Regions from separate parts of the Homo sapiens genome. Here all the other regions are linked to region 1. A link is a contact called in ENCODE Hi-C or POLR2A ChIA-PET data. All regions are on one chromosome and are shown on one strand. The core of a region is the stretch at or near the end of the contact, and the rest is flanking DNA. Distances in the headings are between cores, read along the strand shown. Region 1 holds the start of PAPOLA (poly(A) polymerase alpha). Region 2 holds the start of EVL (Enah/Vasp-like). Region 3 holds the start of WDR25 (WD repeat domain 25). Region 4 holds the start of BTBD7 (BTB domain containing 7).

What was found. A loop is a pair of places that touch in the nucleus more often than their neighbours do. ChIA-PET counts read pairs that join two places held with the same protein, here RNA polymerase II (POLR2A). Pooled maps may share reads with other maps.
Region 2: a map of naive thymus-derived CD4-positive, alpha-beta T cell shows a loop between it and region 1 (10-fold over the local background). The contact joins the promoter of EVL here to the promoter of PAPOLA in region 1. A Hi-C loop is called at or near these places in 1 of 168 maps with a recorded cell type or tissue (naive thymus-derived CD4-positive, alpha-beta T cell), 5 of 37 single-sample maps with no recorded cell type and 8 of 50 pooled maps. POLR2A ChIA-PET finds 5 or more read pairs at or near these places in 1 of 52 experiments (endothelial cell of umbilical vein).
Region 3: a map of CD8-positive, alpha-beta T cell shows a loop between it and region 1 (10-fold over the local background). The contact joins the promoter of WDR25 here to the promoter of PAPOLA in region 1. A Hi-C loop is called at or near these places in 1 of 168 maps with a recorded cell type or tissue (CD8-positive, alpha-beta T cell), 1 of 37 single-sample maps with no recorded cell type and 9 of 50 pooled maps.
Region 4: a loop to region 1 is called in a map of natural killer cell, with 21 times the contacts of the local background. The contact joins the promoter of BTBD7 here to the promoter of PAPOLA in region 1. A Hi-C loop is called at or near these places in 3 of 168 maps with a recorded cell type or tissue (B cell, CD8-positive, alpha-beta T cell and natural killer cell) and 9 of 50 pooled maps.

Annotation. Positions count from the first base shown.
Region 1 is chr14:96,497,219-96,504,284 of GRCh38, forward strand. It overlaps PAPOLA (poly(A) polymerase alpha), which reads left to right and starts at 5,164. Exons shown (of 22, transcript NM_032632.5): 1 at 5,164-5,382. The coding sequence starts at 5,375. PAPOLA-DT (PAPOLA divergent transcript) reads right to left here and starts at 5,108. Exons shown (of 1, transcript NR_122121.1): 1 at 4,430-5,108. RefSeq lists enhancers at 3,869-4,465, 4,466-5,060, 4,978-5,237, 5,061-5,656, 6,812-7,066 and silencers at 4,576-4,919, 5,358-5,477.
Region 2 is chr14:100,061,463-100,069,161 of GRCh38, forward strand. It overlaps EVL (Enah/Vasp-like), which reads left to right and starts at 3,960. Exons shown (of 14, transcript NM_016337.3): 1 at 3,960-4,049. The coding sequence starts at 4,039. It overlaps LOC124903379 (a long non-coding RNA gene), which reads right to left and starts at 2,582. Exons shown (of 2, transcript XR_007064329.1): 1 at 1,668-2,582. RefSeq lists enhancers at 3,434-3,483, 3,834-3,923, 3,974-4,053, 4,104-4,243, 4,624-4,703 and 5 more.
Region 3 is chr14:100,374,462-100,378,750 of GRCh38, forward strand. WDR25 (WD repeat domain 25) reads left to right here and starts at 2,024. Exons shown (of 7, transcript NM_001161476.3): 1 at 2,024-2,034. WARS1 (tryptophanyl-tRNA synthetase 1) reads right to left here and starts at 886. Exons shown (of 11, transcript NM_004184.4): 1 at 822-886. RefSeq lists enhancers at 838-977, 988-1,347 and silencers at 1,858-1,917, 2,108-2,157.
Region 4 is chr14:93,327,824-93,334,608 of GRCh38, forward strand. BTBD7 (BTB domain containing 7) reads right to left here and starts at 5,213. Exons shown (of 11, transcript NM_001002860.4): 1 at 4,997-5,213. It also overlaps a transcript of UNC79 not described here.

The DNA.
Region 1 (7,066 bases), core at 3,914-6,413:
TACCTGTGGTCAACCGTGGTCTGAAAATAGTAAATGAAAAATGTTAGAAATAAACAACTCATAAGTTTAAAATACCATACCATTCTGAGTAGTGTCATAAAATCTTGCACCTTCTTGCTCAGGTGGACATGAATCAGCCCTTCGTCTGGTGTTTCCACACTGTATACACTGCCCACCAGTTAGTCACTCAGCAGCCCTCTCCGTGATCGGATCAACTGTCAAATATTACAGTGCCTGTTTTCAAGTCACTCTTATTTTACTTAATAATGGCTCCAAAGTGCAAGAGTAGTCATGCTGGCATATTGTTGTAATTGTTCTATTTTATTATTGTTGCTGTTTACCTCTCACTGTGCCTAATTTATAAATTAAACTTTATCATAGGTACATATGCGTAGGAAAAAAACATAGTAAATATAGGGTTTGGCACTACCCTCAGTTTCAGGCATGTGCTGGGACTCTCTGAAGGTATCCCCTGGGGGTACAGAGAGACTACTATACTTAAAATTCCAGTAGAACACATCTTCCCCCTTCTCCGCAGCCACAAGAAAACAGGCACTAGGTGATGGGGCAATAGTCACGGAGACCAGCAGCAGCTGGAGGGAGGTGTGGGCAGGACTCAGGACAAGCAAGGCAAGGGTAACAGTAGACTGTTACCAATATACTATTAATTGGTCTTCTCTTACTCTTCACTTTCCTTGGCTAGAGTTTTACTCTTAACTGGGTCCTAAATATGATCTGTGAGCATCTAGATTATTACTCATTCATGAAATTTGAGTTGGAGTAGTCGCTGGGTGTATATAAGGTCCTTCCAGAGCCAAAACATGATTCCAAGCCATGATTCTTGTTTTCAGAGTTTATAATGTTTCCAGCCCAAATTTCTCTTCTTAGCTCCGGAAGCATATTTTCAACTGCCTCATAGACATTTCTGAATGTCCCACAGGCAGTTCAAAATCAACACATAGCTACTACTCTCCCGATCTCATCCACTCACCCAGTTATCCTCCTCTATTTCCTATTTCATTTATCAGTAGCTCCAATCACTGTCACCCGCCCCCACTCAGAACCTCCGAAATCATTTTGGTCTTCTTCCTCTCCATCACCTCTCCCATCCAGAATTAACTATGCCTTCTAAATCTTTCTCAGATTGCTCCCTTCTTCTCTTCCTTATTTCTTCTTCTTTTTTTTTTTTTTTTTTTTTGAGACGGAGTCTGGCTCTGTCGCCCAGGCTGGAGTGCAGTGGCGCGATCTCAGCTCACTGCAAGCTCCGCCTCCCGGGTTCACGCCATTCTCCTACCTCAGCCTCATGAGTAGCTGGGATTATAGGCGCCCGCCACCACGCCCGACTAATTTTTTTGTATTTTTAGTAGAGACGAGGTTTCACCGGATTAGCCAGGATGGTCTCAGTCTCCTGACCTCGTGATCCACCCGCCTCGGCCTCCCAAAGTGCTGGGATTACAGGCTTGAGCCACCGCGCCCGGCTTTCTCTTCCTTATTTCAAACTTCATTTCTCATCTGAAGGATTGCAAGAGCCGCCTCACCCATCTTCCAGCTTCAAAACCTCTCCTAGTTCAAATTCATTCCTTACACTTTCAGTCATCTTTCCAAAAATATAAATGTAACCTAACTCCTGTTTTAAAACTTTCAATGGCTCCTCCATTCACAAAAACAAAAATTCAAAATCGCTCAGAATTAACTTCAGGTCTCAGCTCAAAGGTCAGTTCCTCTGAAAAGCCTTCTCTATCTGAAGTTGGCCTCCACCACAACTCTAATGCCTGGTTTATTAATGCCGCTTATCACCATCTATAATTCCTTTGTCTGTTTATGGAGTCATTATATGATCTCCCATCTCCCCCTACTTCCTTTATTTTTGAGACATGGTCTCATTCTGTCACCCAGGCTGGAGCGCAGTGGCATGATCTTGGCTCACTACAGCCTTGACTTCCTGGGCTCAGGTGATTCTCCCACCGCAGCCTTCAGAATAGAGGACACAGGTGTGCACCACTATGCCCCTTATCTTCTGCCTCTCACTTAACTTTGCAGCTTTATTTTCACCACTCCTCACTAAATATTTTGTGGTTTAGTCACTTCAAAAGTTTCCCTTTCTCCAAATAAATTATTTGCACGTTTTAATTTTTATTTATTTATTTATTTATTTCTGAGGCAGAGTTTTGGTCTTGTTGCCCGGGCTGGAGTGCAATGGCACAATCTTGGTCCACTGCAACATGTGCCTCCTGGGTTCAAGCGATTCTCCTGCCTCAGCTTTTGAGTAGCTGGGATTACAGGCGCCCACCACTATGCCCGACTAATTTTTGTATTTTTAGTAGAGATGGGGTTTCAACATGTTTGCCAGGCTGATCTCCAACTCCTGACCTCAAGTGATCTTCCAACCTCAGCCTCCCAAAGTGTTGGGATTACAGGCGTGAGCCACTGCGCCCGGCCTCATTTTATTTTTAAAAATTGTTCTCTTTACCTGAGATGCCCTTCTACTCCTTCTGTCCACTTACCAAACCCTAACATATCAGGACGTGTCTGAAGTGACCTCTTACATGAAGTCTACCTTGACTCCATCCTCAATCCTCAATATTGTTCCTTTTAAATGCCTTAGGCAAGTAGCGTGATATCTAGCACATTCTAGGTACTAAATATTCATCAGCTGTGCTATCTAGCTGCCTCATTCTATGGAAGGCTGAAACAAAAATAGTTTGAAGCAATTATAGACCAAAAGCATGGATGTTTAGCGTCCCTCTCTTCACTGCCTTCTGAGATGCCTGGCAGAGGACAACATAAGCTGAAAAAGTCCCCATTCTTTTATTCATAAAGTACATCGTTAGTGCATTTTTTTTTTTTTTTTTTGAACAATGTCTTGCTCTGTTGCCAAGCTAGAGTGCAATGGCATGATCAGGGCTCACTGCAGTCTCAACTTCCTTGCCTCAGGTGATCCTCCCAACCTCAGCCTCCCAAGTAGCTGGGACTACAGGTGTGTGCCACCAAGGCCAGCTAATTTTTTTGATTTTTTTTTTTAGTAGAGACAACGACTTGCCACGTTGCCCAGGGTGGCCTAGAACTCCCGAGCTCAAGGAATCCTCTGCCTCCCAAAGTGCTGGGATTACAGGTGTGAGTGAGCCACTGTGCCAGGCCCCAGGGCATATCTTTACAAGCTGCTTTGAAGTCCATAGCCTTAATACATTATTGAATTATCTGGATCTCAGATTTTCAGTCTTTTAGGGACAACTATGCTACTGGGTCTCCAGCCAAAGCCACCTTGATGACAAGAGGAAAAGAGACTAAATGGAAGAAATGACAATCAAATATAAGTCTGTTTGCAGATCAGCACTATTTAATGGAAATGAAGGCCACATATATAACTTAAAATTTTCTAGTGGTCACATTTAAAAAAACAGGTAAAATTAATTTTAATAGTATATTTTCTTTTTTTTTTTTTTGAGACAGGATCTCGTTCTGTCAACGCAGGCTGGAGTGCAGTAGTGAGATGACGACTCACGGCAGCCTCCACCTCCCACTCCAGGGATCCTCCTACCTCAGTCTCCGGAGTAACTGGGACCACAGGCAGGAACTACCATGCCCAGCTAATTTTTTTTTCTTTTTTCTTTTTTTTTTTTTTTTTTTAACTTTTTGTATAGACGGGGGTTTCCCTATATTGCCCAGGCTGGTCTCTAACTCCTGCCCAAGCGATCCTCCCACCTCAGCCTCCTAAAGTGCTGGATCACAGGTGTGAGACACCGTGCCCGGCTTACATTTTCTTTACTGCAATATATCCAAAATATTTCAACGTGCAATCAATATAAAAAGTGATCAGTGAGGTATTTCACATTCGTCGAACTGACACCCGTGCGTATTTTGCACTTCCAGTGCCTCCTAAACGAACTAGCCTCATTTCAAGTGCTCAGTGGCCCTAAGTGGCCAAGGGGCTACACTAATGGACAGGGCAGGTCTAGGTCCTGTGTTTTTCCCATTCGGAGTCACCAGTCCTACTAGACATTCTGTGAAAAAAGGGAAAGCCTTTGTGAAACTTCCTGAGGACTCACAAATGCACATTATTACATTTAGAGTTTAGAACTTTGGTTAAGGCAGCGTCCTGTATTTGATTCTTTCCCTCTTCCTCTCCGCTAACCCCCTATGTGACACCGTAGAACTTATAATTCGTTCTAATTCGCAGATGGAGGGCATATGAGAGAGGAGGCTCTGCCTCAAACACTTTCTCAAACTTTTGCCGAGGGGTGGCGAGAAGGTAGACTTCCAGGTCCCACCCGATATAGATTAAGGGCTGGAAACACAGTCAAGGGGAAATTATGACCAAGACAACCTTTGCTAAAATGCCAGCGGTGACTGCCATTGATGTTCCTATAAAAGGTCAGCTCTGTCAGGAAGTTCCAGTGCATCATTTGTTCAAAAGTAAAATCAGCCCGTGTTCCAGAATTCGCGGACTGTCGTCAGTCCTAACCTACACATTTATTCGTTCAACAAATATTTCAGCGCCTGGGTCAGGCATCAGGAATACACTGGTGGTTAAAACAGACGGAAAGCTCCATCTGGTGGGACGCAGTCTGGGAGGGAAAGGGAGTCCTGGGGACATGTTTTCGTCGGCTCTAGGCTAAGCACCTCTCGCCGTAGCACACGGGGTCGGCACCGCTGCCCGGCGAAGTACTTGTTACTTTGCAGTCCAGTACGAAGCGGCGGAGTAACCGGTTCCAACCCAAGGCAGCGACTCATGCGAGTCGTTCTAAGCGCCGCGCTGGGGGGTACATACGGTGCACGCGTGGGTGCCTCACCCCCTGGCAGCGCCTCCAGGGACGCTGCTCCGGGAAAGAGCAGCCGCCGCGACCTCAGGCGGCGGGAAAGGTGGGACCTCACAATGCGCCGGAAGCGGTGCCTCGTGGCTTGGGATCTCTCCGGGTTCTTCCTTGCGCCGTCCACGCCGCACTGCCCACGAGGGCGTCCCCGCCCGAGGGACAACTCACCGCCCGGGGCCTCCCTGAGCGTTCCCTTCCACCATCTGACACCCACTGCTAAGTGTGAGAGGACCCAGGGGGTAATTGCCGGGCCGCAGGCGGCCTTAGGAACTCCGCTTCCCGTGAGGCTTCGCGGCGGACGGCGCTGGTGCGCAGGCGCACGCACGGCGTGCGTGGTGGCGTCAGCAGTTCTAGAACGTTGCTGTGGTAGCGCTCGGGCGCCATGTTAGGACGAAGGGGAAGGAGGAGAAGCGCTTAAAGCGGCGGGAGCGGTGCGGGAGAGGGGTTGGACCCAGGGCTGAGGCAGGCCCCCCCCTCCCTCCCGCCTCAGTGGATCATGCCCAGGGCGGCAGCGGCGGCGGTTGCGGGGGGGAAGTGACTGGGCGGTGCCGGCGCCGGAGACGATGCCGTTGTAAGTAATTTGTATTCTGTTTTCTTTCGCTCGCCGGCTGGGCCTTGGGGGGCGTCCGGGAAGGGGAAGAGGTAGGCGGAGAGGGTGGCACGCGAGCCCGACCCTCCCCGCTGGTAGGAGGCAGGCAGGACTGGGGACCTTCCTGTTTCCTCGCTCGCTCGCCGCCGCACTTCCCCCCGTGTGCTGGGTTCCCGCGTCCCCCGACCCTTCCTGGCTGGGTCAGCTGCCGTCGGGCCGGGGGCCTTCCCCTTCCGGAATTGCTGGCGGAACCTCTAACTCGCCCGGCCACTCCAGCTTCTCCGCCCCGTCCACAAAGAAAATCAAAACAACCCGAAAACAAAACATTGCCTGGTGGTGGGGAACCACGACCCTGCTGCACGCGGGATCAGCACTTGGGGTTCGGGCTCGCTCTCGGCGCCCCTCGGGCCCATTCGATGTTGCTTTTCTGTTCCTGGTCTGTCTCAGTTTGCTCACTCTCTTCCTCCCATTTCCAGATGCCTGTCTTGTGCGCCGGAGTTAGCCCCTTTCCACTGACCTTGTCTGAATGTAGGAGCACGAGTTAAAAGCCCAGCTTTGAGCGTTGAGTCCGCCTGCCTCCACCTCCGCCTCCCTAGCATTCACAGGCGGTCGGAGAAGGGGGCACTTCACAGGGTGCCCTCCTCCAAAACGACTTATGTATTGCTTTCCCTGTTTTGTTTTGATGGGGTAACCAGGTTTCATTCTGTTTCCTTCTTTCTCTATCTCTGGTGATACTTTTTTTTTCCTGGTTGTAAGGCTTGAAGCTAGTCTCTTTATGCTTTCTAATGCCACTGCGCCTTTTTCTTTTCTTGGTGGGTTTTTAAAAAGTTTTTTTCTCCCCTCCCCCTTTCTGATAATGAGATATAATTTGGCAGCTCATTGCCAGTAGATTACGGATTTTTTTTTTCCTGCAAATATACAGCATTGTAGAGGCCTAAATAGTGAGACTGCATTTCTTCCATTTTTGAATATTGAAGCGTAAGAGTGCCTCTTTGAGACCAGGGACCGAGTTTTCTTCATCTTAGTAGCCTCAAAACGCAACATGTAATTGACACTCAAAGTTTTGGTTAAATTCAGGATAAAGATTTTTGTGGTTTCTAGACATCGAATGTAGTAACTCAGGTCTATTTTTTTTTTGTAAGTAAGGATAATTTCTTTAGCACATAATCACCGATTGTAGTTTTACAATTATATATGTGTGTGAATGTGTTTCTTTACAGGTGAGACTCTAACTTTGGCACAGACCTTAATGACTTCTATCGCAATTTATGTATTTTAAAAGGATTTTCCATGGCTCCCACCCACCCCCTTAGGTTATTAAGAAGTCTATCACATTACTTCTGTGATGAAAACGTTTGTTAGACTTAACTAACTATACAGGTCTAAAATCTTGGAATCTGCATGGTTTCTGTTTATTGATTTTTCCCTTTCATAGAATAAGAGACCCTAGGAGAACTGAGTCTAAGCAAGATTGTTGTGGTGTTTCTCAGTTCAATAGGAGATAAATGTTTGCAGTGATGTCGTGATGACTGCGTTATTAAGTTAACATTTTGCTGTCTTTGAAAAGGGACTTCTTTTTCTGATAATCATACCAGCATTAAAAATGATAGATGTAAACCTTAAAAGGCTTCAATGAAGAAATAACATTAAGTAATTTGTGTCTTAT
Region 2 (7,699 bases), core at 2,710-5,209, 3.6 Mb after region 1:
AAAAAAAAAAAAAAAAAAAGATACCAGGAAATTCAAGTGCTCGGGGATGGATAAAGATTACCAGAAAAGAGAAATATATGAGTAAACCTAAAGACTTTTATTTCTTCAATACACGCACACACGCACATGACTTGAACAATCCCGGGGTTAGGGTACTGGCCCCTCGAACAGTTGAAAATCCACCTAAACTTTTGCATCCCCCAAAATTTTAGCTATTAAGAGCCTGTTGTTGACAGGAAGCCCTACCAATAACATAAGCAGTTGGTTAATACATACTTTGTATATTATGTGTATTATACACTGTATTCTTATAATTAAGCTAGAGAAAAAATTTTATTAAAATCATAGGTGAAAATATGTTTTCATTAGTTTCACTAGTCATTAATTGGAAATGGATTATCTTAAAGTTCTTCATCCTTGTCATCTTCACATTGAATAGGCTGAGGAGCAAGAGGAAAAGGAGGGGTTGGTCTTGCTGTCTCGGGGTGGCAGAGGTAAAAGAAATTCCATGTGCAAGTGGACCTGGGTCAGGCATGGTGGTAGCTCATGCCTGTAGTCCTAGCACTTTGGGAGGCTGAGATGGGAGGATTGCTTGAGCCCAGGAAGTTGAGGCTGCAGTGAGCTGTAATCATACCACTGTACGCCGGCCTACGCAACAGAGTGAGACCACATCTCAAAAAAAGAAATAGTAGTATAATGGACCTGTGAAGGTCAAACCTGTGCTGTTCAAGAGTCAGCTGTGTGTATATATATATATATGTATATATATATATATGACTGTCCAAAACAAAAATATGTAACATTGTATTTTGAGTAACATATGACAGCTACACCATAAAGGATGGGAATGGAGAATGAAATTATGCAATTATGAAGTTCTTAACATTTTACTGAAGTGGTACAATATTAACTCTAAGTGTACCCTACAAAGTTAAGAATGTATATTGTAATCCCTAGAAAGACCTCTAAAAAAAAAAGAGGTATAGCTAAAAAGTCAATAGAGAAATTCAAATGGAATTCTGAAAAGTATTTAGTTTACCCACAAGAATACAGGAAACGAAGAACAGAGGAACCAGAAACAGATGAGACAAACAGAAAACAAATAGCAAAGTAGTAGACCTGTATCCATCTACATCAATAAACTAAATGTAAATAGACTAAATACCCCAATTAAAAGATAGAAATTGTCAGACTGGGTGAAAATGCAAGACTCAGTCATACACTACCTATAGGACATACTTTAAATACAAAGATACAAATCGACTGAAAGTGAAAGGATGGGTAGTAGGCAGAGTAATGCCATCACCCCGCCGTAATCCCTAGAACCTGTGACTGTGTGACTTTACATGGGATGGGCATGGTGACTCATGCCTGTAATCCTAGCACTTTGGGGGCCAAGGCAGGAGGATCACTTGAGGCCAGGAGTTTGAGATCAGCCTCGGAAACATAGCAAGACCCCATCTCTATTTAAAAAACTGTTTTCAAATTAGCCAGGCATGATGGTGTGTGCCTATAGTCCTAACTACTCAGGAAGCTGAGGTAAGGAGGATCACTTGAGCCAGGAGTTTGAGGCTGCAGTGAACTATGATCACACCACTGCATTTCAGCCTGGGTGACAGCAAGAGACCCTGCCTCTAAAAAAGTAAATAAATAAAATGTTACCTTACATGGCAAAAAGGACTCTGCAGACGTGATTAAAGTTGTGGACCTTGAGATGGAGCGGTTATCTTGGATTATCCATTGGGTCCAGTCTAATCACACGAGTCCTTAAAAGTAGAGAACCTGTCCACACCGCGGTCAGAAAGAGATGTCACTGTGGAAGAAGGGTCGGAGCACTGCTGCGTGCTTTGAAAGTGGACAGAGGGGCTATGAGAAAGCAATGCAGTCAGTGTCCAGAAGCTGAGAGAGGTGAGCAAGAGAGACCTATGTGGAACTTCTGATGATGTTGGGCTTCTGACCTCCTATCATCTTACAAAACTCTAAGATAATAAGTGTGTGTTGTTATAAGCCACTCAGTTTGTGGTAATTTGTTACAGCAGCCGCAGAAAACCAATGCTGCATGGAAAAATGTACCTAACAAGAGCTTCAAGAAATAGTGACAGAATTAAAGAGGGAAATCCACAGTCACAGTTGAAGATTTCAGGACCTTTCCCTCAGCAGTTGATAGAATAATTAGACAAAAACAAACAACAGCAACAAAAAGTAACAAGGACGTAGACGTTCTGAACAATACTATTAACCACCATGACCTAATTGACATTCTAGAACACTGCACCCGACCAGTTTCAGAATACACATTCTTTCCTTGTGCATATGCTACATCCGCCAAGGTAGACTGCATGCTGGGCCATAACGCACATTTTGATAAATGTGAAAGGATTGAGATCATACCAGGAAAAACAAAGGAAGAAGTCACACCAAATATGTTCTCTGGCCCCAGTAGAATTAAATTGGAAATAGGTAGCAACAGATATAGGAAAACACCAAATATTTCAAAATTTAACGAAGCACTTATCAATAATCCATGGATAAAAGAAGAAATCACTAGAGAAAATTAAAAATATTTTGAACCAAAAGAAAAAAGAAAACTGCAATACATCCAAACTGTGGTTTGCAACTAAAACAGTGCTTAAAGGGAAATGTATATCATTAAAAGCCTTTTAAAATGCATTTTTAGCATTCAAAGTGCATTCATCTCTCCAATTAGAACTGATACTTCTTTTGTACTGTACTCTGTACAGCTGTTTTTCACTATATCAATAATATTTTAATGGATCTATTAAATATTTGCTAACATTATCAACCTCTTCTTTTCTAAACCATAAAAGTCCTTTAAGGACAAGTACAGTCGTTCTCAATTTTTTGTCTGTGATTTCTAACACAGTGCATGCTTCTTAGTGAGTTCTCAGTAGATTTTGAAAGAAAGATTGGACTGGATCTTACCTTCATGAGAACCCTGTGGAGATAGGCAAAATAAGTATAACCCCATTTTACAGTTGAGGCCACCCACTTAATAAACAAGTGACAAAGCCAAGTTTCCAGTATTCCTCAAGTGTTTTCCTTTCAGGCTCTAAATTGCTGACTTAAATGTCATCATTAGAGAGAGTTGTCTCCTCGGTAGAAGTACAAATTTTGTTCCAGAGTCAAATATGAAGACTTGATCAGTGGCCTGGCGCGGTGGCTCACGCCTGTAATCTCAGCACTTTGGGAGGCCAAGGCAGGCGGATCACCTGAGGTCGGGAGTTCGTGACCAGCCTGACCAACATGGAGAAACCCCGTCTCTACTAAAAATACAAAATTAGCTGGGCATGGTGGCACATGCCTATAATCCCAGCTACTCAGGAGGCTGAGGCAGGAGAATCGCTTGAACCCAGGAAGCTGTGGTGGCGGTGAGCCAAGATCGTGCCATTGCACTCCAGCCTGGGTGACAGGAGTGTGAAACTCTGTCTCAAAAAAGAAAAAAAGACTTGATCAGCTTATAGCCTTTATCATCTAGTCTTCTATTCTCTGGAGAGTCAGTGGGGACTCTTCCGAGTTCTTGTAGCCTTTTCTTAAGGCCTATAGGAAGTCATCTGTGCTGAGCCTGCACTTTCTATAACAGATGGAAAACTGAAGCTCAGACATCTTAAGTGGCATTGACTTAGACTATAGAGCTAGTTAGTGGGGGGCCAGCACCATGACCTGGCCCCTACCTCCAGCAGGCTTCACCCACCCTTGCACCCTTGCAGGAAGCACTTAGAGGCTTGAGGTTGCCAGCTGTGGGGGGTTGGGCCTGTGCAGTGCCTCTCAGCCGCCCACGCTGGTGGGGCTCTGCAGTGTTAGCTTCTTGTTTCTCTATTTTCTACCTAGGTTTCAGTTTTTCACTTGGGTTTGTTTCCCCTTTGTCTCTGGTTCAGCTTCCTTTTCCTGTTTGGTTTTAAGTAGGCTATAAAAATCAAGTTGCTGTCTTCAGAGGGTCTGTGGTCCTCTGATCAACATAGGCTGGTGGGAGTACAGGACTCGCCTCCTCAGGGTTCCCTGTGCTGCCACTTTTCAGCCATGGCCACAAGGTGAGTATTGGAACCAGTGCAGGGGACAGAGGGATGTCAAGAGGAAACCTAGAATCTTAACGGTGAATGGGCTGTAGAAATTATCTCAGGTCCCCTTAGTATACTGATCGAGAAGTCCATGACCAGAGGGCAGGGGGCTTACATGAGGTTACACAGCAGGTTAGTGACAGTCTGCTCCCTCTCTAGCCGCTGGTCTTTCCATTACACAGGCCTGTGTCTCTTGATGCCTGTGACCTTTAATGGCTTCTGAGTCAAGGACTTACTTAGAAATTAGCACCTGCCTCTCATTATAGGGAGGAGGGTCTGAGCCATCTAGGGGAATTGTTGTTTAGCTCAGAGGTACATTTGGTGAGTCCTGGCCCTTCTCTCTAGAATGACCCGAGACTGGTTGTTTTTTCTAAATATAGGCAGAGAGGGTTCTTTTTATGATAGGAACTTCATGAACTTAATAGCAAGAGTCCTGACCCTCCACTTGAGAGACTTGTGGACTTAGGCTATTGCTGTTGAGCACATGTGTGAATACCAGCCAGTCTACAAACCGCACTCCTCATTGAGATTGTTCTCTCTAAAGGTGAGATTACATTTTGGACCTGCCTCTCCCCTGCCCTACAACTCTGAAAGATTATAGATGATAGGACAGACAGACTTTTATCCTGTGGGGTTTGGGGCATTTGTTTGATTGACTCATGACAGCTTTGTTTTTTAGCATAAAGTAACAATCCCTCACTTTGAAAATTATTTCACAATTTCCAAAGTGCCATTTCGCCAGTTTTCTTATTTGAATCTTTTAGCCGTGTTAGATTGATGAGAACGCTGTCATCACTCCTGTTTCGTAGCTGAGAAAACCTCTGAAAAGTTGTGGGGTTTGTCCAAGGTCACATGGCAGGTTGGGGAAGGAATGGAACCAGGGTTTAACGAGGTTGGCCTCATCCGGTGGTTTTCGCAGCACGCTACACAGGCACAGAAGCAGCTTGCAGTGAGTTGTTAAAATTGACGTGGTGATAGGTAGAACTTGTCCAGGGCTGCTTATTTTCCAGTTGGCTTTATTTCTGATCCTGTCATTTTAGTAACTTTCCTTTAACTTTAGAGGACTCGTGAGTGGAGCTTTAGAAAACAGAATGCTTTTCATTTCAAAGGCATATCAACTTCCAAAGTCATTTTCAGTTGTAAATTACATTGTGAAAACTTCTAGCAGCTTATTCTACCGTGTCAATTACTAATTGCAGAAAATTATATCAAAAGTAAATGAGGCACAGCAATTTCTTTTTCAATTTTAAAATCGTAGAAATCCTAGAAATTTCCATCTTGAAAAGACCTTGGAGGTGATCTACAGTAGATAAGATGTTTTGGGCACCTTATTCTCCACTTCAGCCAAAATAACTCTGCTTTTATGTTTTCTATGTATTCCTTGATAATTCATTGAGAAAAAACAGTCATTGTTGGTGGTGGTGATGACTTTCAAGTCTGAAGATTACACTAATCTAGCCCAGCTCTTGAGTGCGCAGATCAGGAAATTGAGGCCCAGTGTGGAGCAGAATTTGTGTACGGGGAGCGGAGTAGTGGCTGAACCAAAGCAAAAGCCCAGGTTTTCTGGTGCGTCCCTCCCCCGTACAAGGCTGCTTGCACTCTGCCACAGGTCCCTGGCCTGGCACCATAGTGACAGTCCTGGTGGAAGCAGCGTTCGTGGAGCTGCAAGGTCAGCAGCCATAGGAGCTGTGAACTTTTCGTTTTTCCTCATGCTGACTGACACATGGGGATACCGTGGCGCCTGTGGTGGGGATACAAAGGACCTTTTAAATGTGAAAATATATCTTACCAGCTCTAGCTCTGGCTACCCACCAATCAAGAAACAGTTTCCAAGCCCTGACTGGATTAGGAGCTGGGAATTCTCTTGAGTGCATGACAACGTACAGAATGCTTTCACTGACGTTATTTAGTTATCGCAATAATCCTGAAGGTAGTGTTGTGGGGCGTTTTTGTTTTTGTATTTTTTAGAGATGAGGTCTTGCTTTATTGCCCAGGCTGGCCTCAAACTCCCGGGCTCGAGCAAGCCTCCTGCCTCAGCGGGACTACAGGTGTGGGCCACCACACCCAGCTAGCATTGTTTTTATTGTTTCTGTTTCACAGGAGAGAGTAACTTGACAAGAGACATAGCCAGTGAGTGATAGACCCAGGACTTGAACCTGTGCCTCCTGACCACAGATGCTTTGCCCTTTTGCTCTTACGCCTGAATTAGAGCTGCCTCTGTCCTCAGGGACTGGTAGGGAGTGAGGAAGACAGCACTCACAGAAATGAGGAGGCGACTGGCTGTGAGGACCCTGCAGCACAGAGAGTAATAAGCATAGACAGGAGGGGCAGTAAGAGTTGAGAAGTTGGGGACTGTCAGGGAAGACCTCAAAGAGAAAGTGGGATCTCAGGTGAACTTTGAAGAATAGGGATGATTTTTTAGAAGGCACTGGCAGGCATCACAGGCAACCAGTCACCCAGCGGCTGCTCTGGGTGCTAGGGACACAGTGGTAAACAAGACAGGCAGTCTTGTCCTCAAACTGAGGGCAGAGTCGGGAGGCAGAATATAGTCAAGAAACCATCAACAAGAGACGTGAAAACAATAGAGCAGTGTGGTAGAGAGTGACTGGGCCACGCCTTAGGGGACATGTGGGGACATGAGGCAGCCATGCTAAAATCTGAAGGTTTTGGGGTGGAAAGGGCAGCAAGTATCCTCAGCTGGGGACGAGGCCCTGAGATAGGAATGGTTTGGTGGGTTCAAGGGTCAAGAAAAATACAGAGGCTGGAGCAACATGAAGAAGGAAGAGTGAAGGCAAATAAGGGCACAGAAGGCTTTATCAGGCCCAACGGCAAAGCCTGCGAGCTGTGCTGAATTTAGCGCGTATGTCAGAATTTAGTTAGGGGAAGCCTTTGGAGGGAGGGTTTGAAGCAAAGGGAAAGACATCTCATAGAAGCTTAAGAAAATCACTCTGGGCCCTGTGTGGATAATGGCTGGCAGTGTGGCAAGAATGGAGGCAGGATGACCTCTTGGGAGGCTACCGCAGTCATCCAGGTAAGAGGTGAGGGTGGTTTGGGCCAGCAGTGGAGCAGTCAGGGTAGGCGGTGAGAAGTCACCAGATTCAGGAAGTGCCGTGGTGCTGTAGCCTCCAGGACTATCTGGTGGATCACACATGGGCGTGGGGGAAACATGAGTCAGACATGGCTTAGGTGGGTGGTGATTCCTTTCACCACGCTGGGGCAGCTGGGGTGCTAGCTGGAAGAATCTGTAGAGGTGTGGGCCTAGCAGCACAGGTTCCCAGGAAATGTGGGTTGAACAAGGCTGACCTGAGCAGGAAGTAGCTGAGGTCGCGGTGCAGCAGCAGGAAACGTGATATGGATGTGTGATATGTCTGCCACTTTTGGGGCCAGCCAGTTAATTTCGTTTCCTTCCCTGGTCTCTCTGTTGTCTTTGGTAGGCTGTGGGTTTTTCCGAAGCACGTACTATCTTCTAACGTATTATAGAACTTACTTGTTCTACTGTATACTGTCTTTACCCCTCAAGAATGTAAACTCCCAGAAGGCAGGGATTTTCGCCTATTTTGTTCAGTGGTGTATCCCCAGTGCCTAAAACATTGCCTGGCAATACACATTTATTGAACTGCTGG
Region 3 (4,289 bases), core at 774-3,273, 3.9 Mb after region 1:
GAAAGTTTCCACTGTGGTGGAGGAGCATAATAGGCACTTAAAGAAACTGGGTATTGTATTGGGATGAGGAGTGGAAAGGACTATAGAATTGTTTAACAGAACAACATGATAAAGACTTGGGTTGCATCAAAATCATCTCACAGAGATCAGGGCACGCTGATTCTGCAATCTGGGGAAGGGTGGCATCAAGACAGCCAATTCTGGAGCAGGTGAGAAGAGAATGTGGCCCAGGAGTGTTTCTGGATCCCTGGAATACCACCAGGAGGTAGAATACCATCCTTTCTATCTTGGCCCCAGAGTGTAGGTGACAATACCTTTGGACTGGCAAGTTCCCAGAGGACAAGAAAATGACTTCTTTAGAGCAAGGATTTCTTGACACCTTTTGGGACCCATCATGTTCCATTTTTTTTAAACACTAAAAGAAAGATTGCTTTCCCCGCCAAATAACAGCATGAACATTATCTTAAAAGGCAAAGACATTAATTTCTATGAAGCCAGGCACGAGACACTTTTGGGTGTCACAATAAGAATGACAATACGTTCTGATGTTGAGCACAGAAGGAGGGTGCATCAGTGAAAATTATGACAGACAGCATGACGGTGCTGAGAGGCAAGCTACGGATCCAAGCCCGCGACTGCTCAGCCAGGATCTCTGTTCCCTATGGGAGCAGTGAATCACCTGAACTTTGGGTCAATGGAAGAAGTAAAATGCATAACACCCTAATCCTAAGACACAAGTCCTGACCCCCTAAACCAAGGTTTTCAGCACTTTGCTAAAAACACGAACAAGCTCTAAGCCTGGCAAAGATGGCAATACATACCCAGGTTGTGGAAGACACTGCAGAGGTGGCCACTGGTCACGCTGGGCAGTTGAGCTGCTGAGAGTGCCCTGCCCAGCCAGAAATGGTCTTTAATACTCTTCCCCTCTTTCTTTCAGTTTCCCTTCTGAAAAAAGATGCTTTTGTCTTTCGTTCTCCCCACCCTGCATTCAGCTAAGGGTTTCTTATAAATCACCCAGATTCTCAGAAACACTTGAGCTCTTGACCAACCTTCTTGATGAGACTGTCCAATCAGGGGTGGGTTGCCTGGGGGGCCAGGTTGAGACCAATGAAACCCTCTTGAGAATCGAGCCATTAGCTGGTCATTGCATCAGCCACCCCTCACCCCCCGCTGGCCTCCAAATAACCTCCCCACCCTCTTCCCGTTCCCCACCCTCAGCGTCAGTGTGACTGATTTTGTGTAGTCGTGGGCGGTGGAAAGAGAAACTGTAAATTCCCCGCATCTGTTCACCGAGGCGGCACAGTGCAGTGGAAAGATCAGGAGTTCTGGGGTCACAGACGCCTGGGTTTCAATCCCAGCTTGGACTTATTCGAAACCTTGGGCAAGGGTCGCATTACTTTTCTGCTTCCCCTTCGGTTTCCTCATCTGTGGAATGGGCATGGAGAAGCCTGCTAACATTACCGTTGAGGGGACTAAGTGCAACACTACGCAAAGCCTCTGGCACATGGCAGGCGCTAAATAAAAATGGGGGCCTCTCTCCTCGGGAAAAGCGAACAGGCGGAGACGATGAAGGGTGCCAGTGGGAAAGGGAGACGGGGTGGGTCGGCGGCGCTCAGAGGAAAGGGGCGAGGGGTCGGTGGCAGGCTCCGCGCCTCACAGTGCCAGAACGCGGCGGGCAGCAAGCCGGGCTCTAAGGATACTCCCGGGAGGGCCAGGCCACTGGGCGCCGCGCCAGCGTCCCTCCATCACTCCCTCCCTTGTTTCCTCACTCCGCCCCGGCCTTACTCCCCTCGCTTACCCTGCCCAGCCGGGCCAGTCAGCGCTCCCGGCTCAGCAACCGGCTGTCTCCTGGGCGTCCGTGGAAACGCCGTCCGGACGGAACAACTTCCGGCCCGACGGCGCCGTCATTGGCTGTTCGCGCGGGGGCGGGGCAGAGGCCGCCACTGATTGGCTGGCGGCCGCGGCGTCGCGTCGGAACGTGACTGGATGGTAGTGTGCTGGCCGGTCTGCCTCCGGGAGAACCGAGCGCTTCCGGTGCGTGTGGTGAGCGGCGGGCCCCGGGCTGGAGGGGCCGGGACTGGGCAGCGCCTAAAGCGCCCCGTGCCGCTTAACGCGGTCTCTCATAGCCGCTCGCCTTCCTTTCACTTCCTGTTCCTTCAGAAAGCGCTGTGCCTTGGACCAACCTTACTTCTTACTATTGACAGCTCAGCTAACTCCTATTCATCCTTCAAAACCCATCTCTGGTCGTATCTTGTTTGTTGCTTTCATCGCTCTGGGGCCTCCGGGGGGATCTGTGTTTTGTGTTTGATTTCCACCCACACCAGACCCAGCATAGGGCTTGACAAAGAGTACGTAATCAGGAAATGTTTGTTGAATGGGAATATCCTATTTCTTTTACTTCCTAGCATCTCCCCCTCCCACCCGTTTGCATTCCAGAAATATTTTTAGACGCTGGGCATTGAATAGTGAACAAAACACAGAAAGTCCTGTCCTCATGGGGCTGACTTGCTGATAGTGACTGTCAGAGTCACTCGCTCCTTCCTTAGACTCTTCTCCAGTGTCCCTGCCTTCCCTTCCATCTTACTGTCTGTTCCTCTTCGTTTAATCCCTCATCTCCTTCCAGAGGGAGCACGGGCACCCTGGTGGTGGGAATCTGGGTGCATGGTGGGTGGTGCCTGGGCAGAGGAGTTGAGAGTGGCCTCGGGACCAGGCTTAGCATTTAGAGAACAGAAATGCCAAATTATTTGCAGTGCACGGTTCCATTAGTTTATAATTAGTCTTTCATATTATATTAGTTCCATTGGAGATGAGCTGGCTGGCTGGCTTTAGAAGTTGTTGTTGTTGTTGTTGTTTTTTGAGACCAAGTCTCGCTCTGTAGCCCAGGCTGGAGTGCAGTGGCGTGATCTCCACTCACCGCAACCTCCGCCTCCCGGGTTCAAGCAATTCTGCGGCCTCAGCCTCCAGAGTAGCTGGGATTACAGGCGCGCACCACTGCACACGGCTAAATTTTTTTTTTTTTTGTATTTTTAGTAGAGACGGGGTTTCACCATGTTGGCCAGGCTGGTCTTGAACCCCCGACCTCAGGTAATCCGCCCTTCTCGGCCTCCTACAGTGCTAGGATTACAGGCGTGAGCCACCGCGCCCGGTCGTTTTATTTAAACTCTGGCTTTGCGTGTGGAAGTTGTTACCTGCCTGGAATGGGCTGCGAACGGGGGCGGCATTACTAGAGGAGGCTGACTACAGACATTTATGGAATGATGACCTGACTTGTAGACCAGTGGAACCCTCAGGCGAATGATGCCACTTGGGGGAAAGGTGTGGAAGAGGTTGGGTGGTTGATTCCAGGGGACATAGAAACCCATTGTCTAGAAGAAGAGATGGGTAATAGGCTGTCTGGAATGACTTAGAAAAGGACTTGGAGGGAATCTGTTGATGCTGACCTGACTCCACCTGTTGGGGGATGGAGGCGGAGCTTGGCGTGTTTGATTAAGGTTGGGTGCACTGGGTTTTCTTGGAAGTCGGTCTATTGCCTGAGCGTTCTGTGCTGTTCCACCGCGCCCTCTGCTGTCCTAGGAGTGCCTAGCACCCTTCTTTTTCTCTGGATTGTGCTTGGTGCTAACAGCACAGAAGTAAAAAATTACCAAAGCACTTCTTTCTGGGAACTAATTGATAACCATGTATTGTGTATGATGGTTCAGAATTTCAGAAAGATTTTTTTTTTTTTTGAGACGAAGTTTCACTCTTGTCGCCCAGGCTGGGGTGCAATGGCGCGATCTTGGCTCACTGCAACCTCTGCCTCCTGGGTTTAAATGATTCTCCTGCCTCAGCCTCCCGAGTAGCTGGGATTACAGGCGTGTGCCACCACGCCCGGCTAATTTTTGTATTTTAGTAGAGACAGGGTTTCACCATGTTGGCCAGGCTGGTCTCGAACTCGACCTCAGGTGATCCGCCCACCTCGGCCTCCCAAAGTGCTGGGATTACAGGCATGAGCCACTATGCCCTGCCCAGAAAGATTTTTTTTAACAAGTAGAAATTCATTGCAGTGTGAATCTGTGTGTTGGGAGTGAAATGGGTGGATTTGGATCATGCCCTCAGAATTGCTCCCTGCACACTTGGGTAGACGGACACCTCAGGACCTTAGCCTTGTGCTGTGGGCCTGTCTGTCCAGCTGGCTGCTACAGAGATGGGATACCTGGGGGAAGAATGTTCCAGGCAGGCCGGGCGCGGTGGCTCACGCCTGTAATCCCAGCACTTTGGGAGGCCGAGGCGGGCGGATCACGAGGTCAGGA
Region 4 (6,785 bases), core at 3,963-6,462, 3.2 Mb before region 1:
AAGTAAATTAACTGTTTGCAAATGACACGATCCTATATGTAGAAAACTCCACAAAAAAGATTCCACACACAAAAAAACTATTAGAACTAATAAATCAGTAAAGTTGTAGGATACAAAATTAACACACAAAAATGAGTTGCATTCTTAAACATTAACAATGAACAATCCAAAAGAGAAATTAAGACAAGAATCCTATCTACAATCACATCAAAAAGAATAAAATACTTAGGAATAAACTTAGACAAGGAGACAAAAGACTTTTACACTGAAAACTAAAAAACACTGCTGAAATAAAGACACAAATAAATGGAAAGATATTCCATGTTCATGGACTGGAAGACAGTATTTAGATGTCAACATTACCCAAAGCAACCTAGAGATTCAATACAATTCCTAACAAAATACTAATAGCCTATTTTTTGCAGAAATAGAAAAACCCATCCTAAAATTCATATGGCATCTCAAGGAATCCCAAACTACCAAAACAATCTTGAAAAGAACAAAGTGGAGTCTCACACTTCTTGATTTCAAAAGTTACTATAAAACTACAGTAATTAAAATAGAGTGGTATTGGCATAAAAACAAACTTATGGACCAATGGAATAGAATACACAGCCCAGAAATAAACCCTCAAACTTGTGGTCGAATAATTTTCAACAAAGGTGCCAAGACCATTTAATGGGAAATGGACAGTTTTCTCAACAAATGGTAATGCAAAAACCACGTATATGGTAATAGATATCCACACATAAAGACCTAAATTAAGAGCCAGAACTATAAAATTCTTTAAAAAAAAAAAAAAAAAAAAAAAAAGGCTGGGCACAGTGGCTCACACCTGTAATCCCAGTACCTTGGGTTGAGGCGGGAGGACCACTTGAGTCCAAAAGTTCGAGACCAGCCTGGGCAACATAGTGAGACCCCATCTCCTCAGAAAATTTTAAAAACTTAGCCAGGCGTGGATGTACGCACCTGTAGTCCCAGCTGTTCGGGAGGCTGAGATGTGAGGGCTGTTTGAGACCAGAGTTCAAGGCTACTGTGAGCCATAATCACACTAGTGTACTCCAGCCTTGGTGACAGACCCAGAACCTATCTATCTTTAAAAAAGAAAGAAAACATAGGGGAAAAGCTTCCTGACACTGGATTTAATAATGATTTCTTGGCTATGACACCAAAAGCATAAGCAACAAAAGAAAATCTAGGTAAGCTGGATTTCATCAAAATTAAAAACTGTGTGTACATCAAAGGACGCTATCAACAGGGTGAAAAGGCAGCCTACAGAATGGGAGAAAACATTTGCAAATCATGTCTGATAAGGGATTGATATTCAGCATACATAAGTAACTTCCACACTCAACAACAAAAAAAAATCCTAATTAGAAAACAGGGAAATAATGTGAATATTTTTCTAAAAAAATACAAAAGATCAATAAGCACATGAAAAGATGCTTAACATCACCAATCATTTTTAAAAAATGCAAACCAAAAACACAATGAAATATCACTTCATACTCATCAGGATGAATATTAGGAAAAAAAAACCCAAACAGCAAATAACAAGTATTGGTGAAGATGTAGAGAAACTGGAACCCTTGTGCACTGCTGGTGGGGTTGTAAAATTTTCTGGATATAAAATTCATAAAATAAATGAAAGCAGAGACTCAGATATTTTAACATCCATGTTCACAGCAGCTTTATTCACAACAGTCAAAATGTGGATGCAACTTAAGTGCCCATTGAGGGGAACTTAACAAAATATAAAAATAACATACAATGGAATATTATTCAGCCTTAAAAAGAAAGCAAATTGTGACACATGCTACAATATGGATGGACCTTGATGACATTATACTAAGTGAAATAAGCCAGATATAGAAGGACAAATACTGTATAATTTCACTTATACGTGGTACTTACAGTAGTCAAAATAAAAGAGACAGTAGAACTGTGGGTGCCAGGGGCTGGGGGTAAGGGAAAATGGACAGTTTCGGTTTAGAAATATGTAGTCATGAGCCTAAGAAAACTCCAAATGAAAGAATTCTACAGATGGATGGTGGTGATGGCATGGCTACACAACAATGTAAATGTACTTATGCCACAGAACTATACACTTAAAAATGGTTAAGATGGTAAATTGTATGTGGATTTTACCACAATTAAGCCCACAGATATCTGCTATCCAAATCCTTCCTACTGACTTTATCCGGGTCTAAGATCTCCTATTTGGGTTACTACAGCAGCTACTGTCTTCCTTGGTTCATTACATTCTCTCCTCACTCTAACTTAACCTGTAGATCATTAACAGGTTTACCTTCCTGGTTTACCACATTAATCCCTGGCCTCCAAACTTTCAAAGGCTCTCTATACCTTGCACAACAGGATAAAAGTAGAAATCTCCTCAATTCAGCACTCAAACTCTTCTACAGACAAATAGCTTTCCAACTGACTAAAGTTTCCTAACGAAAACATTCTCCTCAGGAAATTCAGTTGTCAGCTCATCCTAGTCTCCTTCTATTTCCCTCCCCCTAAGCTAATCTTCACTTTACACTCTTGCTTTTTCCTCACAAAGTAACTGCTACAATCTCTCGGTAAATCTAAACTTTCATAGGCCAGCTCAAATCCGAAGTTTCCCAAGTTCTTTGGACTCTTGGGGTCTCACTCATCTCTCTCTACCCTGTATACCAACAGCATTCTTTGCATTAGTAGAACTCACTAGATTGTCTTCGAGACTCATGTTGGTACACCTGATCTTTCCAATAAGAACTTGAGGGAAAAGTCTATATGTTAATGGCAAAAACTGCAGTTACTTTTGCACCAACCTAATATTATGTTTCTTTCCTTTCTTCCACATCATTCATCTAATGCAAAACAAAAAGCAGACCTTCAACAGTCACCTATGTAATTTTGGATGTGTGAGCTTCCGTGACTAGAATCTGAAATCAGAATAACTTTGGCATTACTGCACTTCCGAAGGTTTACCTGAGACACACTATAAAAATGCTGTGACTCAAGATGATACCTGGAAACTAGGTAGTGTAACCTAGAAATCAACACAGGTGCTTTAAATCCTAAAATCAGAGTCTGATAGAAAAACCTTGTTTAAATGCTGGTGTTGGGACACAAAACAATACAGTAGTCAGGTTTTGTGGGACAGAATATTGACCTATGAGTTTTACTGAATTCATGCAAGAATGAGCCATGCTAAAACTGGGTGAAAATGTAGTCATGAGCCTAAGAAAACTCCAAACGAAATATCACTCCGTTTTTATTAAGTTCAGGTTAGGAAAAAAAAAAAATCTTCATCAGTTACTTGAAGTAGCTGTCAGAATGAGACAGAGGCTCTCATTTTCGCTTTCAACTTTATTACACCAAAACCCTATGGATAGGGGTAGGTAGTGAATGGTGAAGAATGCAATCAATGAAAAGTAAGCAGCTCAGCAGTGTAGTAACAATGAGCTCTCTAAATGGGGTAATGGGGTGTAGAGGCCTACATCTTAGTTTTGGTCTAATCCATCGCCAGCTGTAGGATCCACAACAAGTCACTCGCCTCTCTGGGTCTGGTTTCCCGGCTCTAAAACAATATTCACACCTTTAGATCTCTAAAAGTTTTTCTGACTCCAAAATTCCATGACAAGTCTAATAACAGTTGCTATTAACAACGTATGATTCTTGCAAAGCAATTTCAAGTCTTTCTTCCACATTTCAGGAAGAAAGCAATTCATTTCAGCAATCTAAAGGAAACAGATGCTATTAGGGACAAAAGATTGTTAGTTGACCAGACCGGGCGCGGTGGCTCACGCCTGCAATCCCAGTAGTTCGGAAGGACGAGGCGGGCGGATCACCAGAGGTCAGGAGCTCGAGACCAGTCTGGCCAACATGGTGAAACCACGTCTCTATTAAAAATACAAAAACTAGCCGGGCGTGGCAGCGGGCGCCTGTAATCCCAGCTACTTGGGAGGCTGAGACAGGAGAATCGCTTGAACCTGAGAGGCGGAGGTTGCAGTGAGTCGAGATCGCACCACTGTTCTCCAGCCTGGGTGACAGAGCGAGACTCCGTCTCCCCCCCCCCAAAAAGGTTGTTAGTTGAAAAAGCTAAGTAATTCTGTAAAAATGTCTACTTTCTCATTACAGTAAGATGTTTTCGCAGAGTTAACAGTGCTCTGGTGTAGATAACCAAGACTGCTTCTGTAAATTAGGCCTACTCCAGAGTACTTATTATCTGTGCTGGTATGTGAAGACGTGCAATTGTAGTTCACAGGAGAAACAACACTCCTCAGAGTTTCTTGAAAAACGGTGAGAAAGTTCTCACCCTCGGGGTAAAGCTAGCAAACACTGTGCAAATAAGGTACTGAAATATGCACACTTTTTGCCATTCAAGTAGTCCAACAAGCACAGCCTCCTCTTCTTTATCAAACACTCGGTATTGTCTCCCTCCCAACCTGTCAAAGCTCAATTCCAGGTTTATCCCGCAATAGTAACTTACCCGGACAATCTAACTTCCCCTGGGAGTAGCAGTCCTCAGGCCTGCTCCCTTCCCAGACCCCGCCGGCCACTCTCACGCCCACCCCTGGCGGTCGCAACCCCGCACCCGGGTAAACACGCGCCCCCGTCTCGGGAGCGGTTTCTCAGCGTCCTGGGAGCGACGGGTCCCGCCCCTCGGCGCCCGGAGCCCAAAGCCGGCCGGGCTGCCGTCGCGACTCCCTCGGGCCGCTCTCCCCGCCCCGAGCGCCACACCTCGCGCCCCTGCCCCAGGGACGGCGGCGCGCTCCAGCCCGCCCCTCGGAGCGCACAGAGACCGGCCAGTCCGGCGCCGCCGCGCCTCAGCCCCAGACGGACGACTGGCCCCTCCCCGCCCGGCGCCCCAGCGCCTCCCGCGGCGGCTTGGCCCCAGCCCCGGCGCCCCCACGCCTAAGAACAGCCCCTTCCTCTCCCGGACGCCCCGCGCCACACCGGACACAGCCTCGGCTCCACAGCCTCAGAGACACCAAGGGACACTCACCCCGGAGGCTCCTCCCGCCGCTGCTGCTGCCGCTGGGACCGCTGCCGTCGCCTCCGCCGCCGCCGCCACCAGCACCGCCGTCCGCACCGGCGCCAGCACCCCCGGCCATCCTCCTCCCACCGCCGCCGCCGCCGCCCTCTCCTCTCCTGTCAGTGGCTCAGGCTCCGGGACTGCTCCAGGTTCCCCTCGCCGCCATTTTGACTCCTAGACGGAGCAGGAGGGGCTCGGTTCGGCGTGGCCCTGGGGCGCCTGCGCGGCGCTGCGGAGCCGGCCGGAGCCCCCGCCCTCCCCTGCCGTCGTCCCGCTCAGGGTCACGTGGCCCGACGTCGCCGCGCGAGTCGGGCCGCGTGGGGGGGCGGTGCGTTCGCTGGATCCATGGGAGCGGAGTGCGCGCGCATTATTTTTGCTCGTCGGCTGGGAGCCGGGCGTCGGGTCGCTGGGAGTTTGCCTCTTGTGGCAGCATCCTGCTTAGTCCAGCGAATTGTGACACATTATTAAATGTATCAGAATATAAGAACTGTGTCACTACTACGTCACCAGATGGCCATTTCCACGAATTCATGTTTCCGTTCGGCGGCCGGCGTCCCTCGGGTGGTCGCATGCAATGAGTGCATCTTTCTCGAGAACAACTCTTCCGCGGAAAGTCATTGCTGACAGTCCTGGCATTCCGGTGGCTGCTTCTTGGCAGTGAGCACTTGTCTATCGTAAGCACTTGTCTGCATGGTACTTTTACAGGCACCACCTTGCTACTTGTGTAGTAGGTTAAAAAATAATCTTTAAGACACTGAAAAGTTTTCCTTAACAAGATACCCCTGTAAACAAAGGACAAAATTGATGAAAACACACAGTCGCCACGTGGGAGAGCCAAGTCGCTCTTCCCTAGATGCCCCTTGTTTGGGGGTTTGCAATAATTTCAGCGATGCAATAACAAAAATACTGTATTTATGGGGCACTGTCGTTTTCCAGAGAGATCCATGGTTTCATTTGAACGCCAAAGCCACCCTTTGTGGTAGTCAGGATAGGTGTTTTTATTGCTGTTTTACAACCAAGGAGACAGGCTCAGAAATACTAACAAGTAGGCAAGCCAAGATCAGAACCCAGGCATTCTGAACCCAGTGAGGAGGCACCGTTACACCTCCTTTTCCTCTGATAGACATTAGCAACTCTGGGAATTTATTTGAAAGTATTGTATTTGCATTTTCAATCTCTACCCATTGTTTAACAAGTTTTGTGTCACACAGTTTTTTGTTGTTGTTGTTCTGAAACCACCTCTAAGCTTCAAAGGATAAGAGCAATTTGGAATTTTGTGATGTGTTTTTAACCATCTCTTGACCCTCCATTATTTTATGCTTTTCATATTCAGTTGGAGACAATATCATTGTTGTTTTCCTCTGGACTTCCTTCAGATTTGTATTTTCCTCACCCTCATTCTTCATCACCTTACTTCCTTGAAAAGGATAGCTCTTTCCAATTTGTATTACTTCATTTTCTTTACCCATCTCACCCTTTTCACCCTCTTACCCAATCCTTGAAGGTTTGGAGATTGTAGCAGAGATTGTAGCAGTCCCTTGCCTGAAATTCCCCTCTAGCTGGTAAGGGTCACTTCAGTTGAACATACAGCCTCAGGGCGATAGACAAGAAATGCATGGAAAAGTGAGAAAATATAAAAGAAATAGGTCCATCTAATTGGAGCCAATGATTACCTCTGAGTGTCCACCTCTTGTTCCACACTTTTATACTTCCCCAAAGGCGTAAGTGAACCTTATCTAAATTCAAGCCATTTACTGTT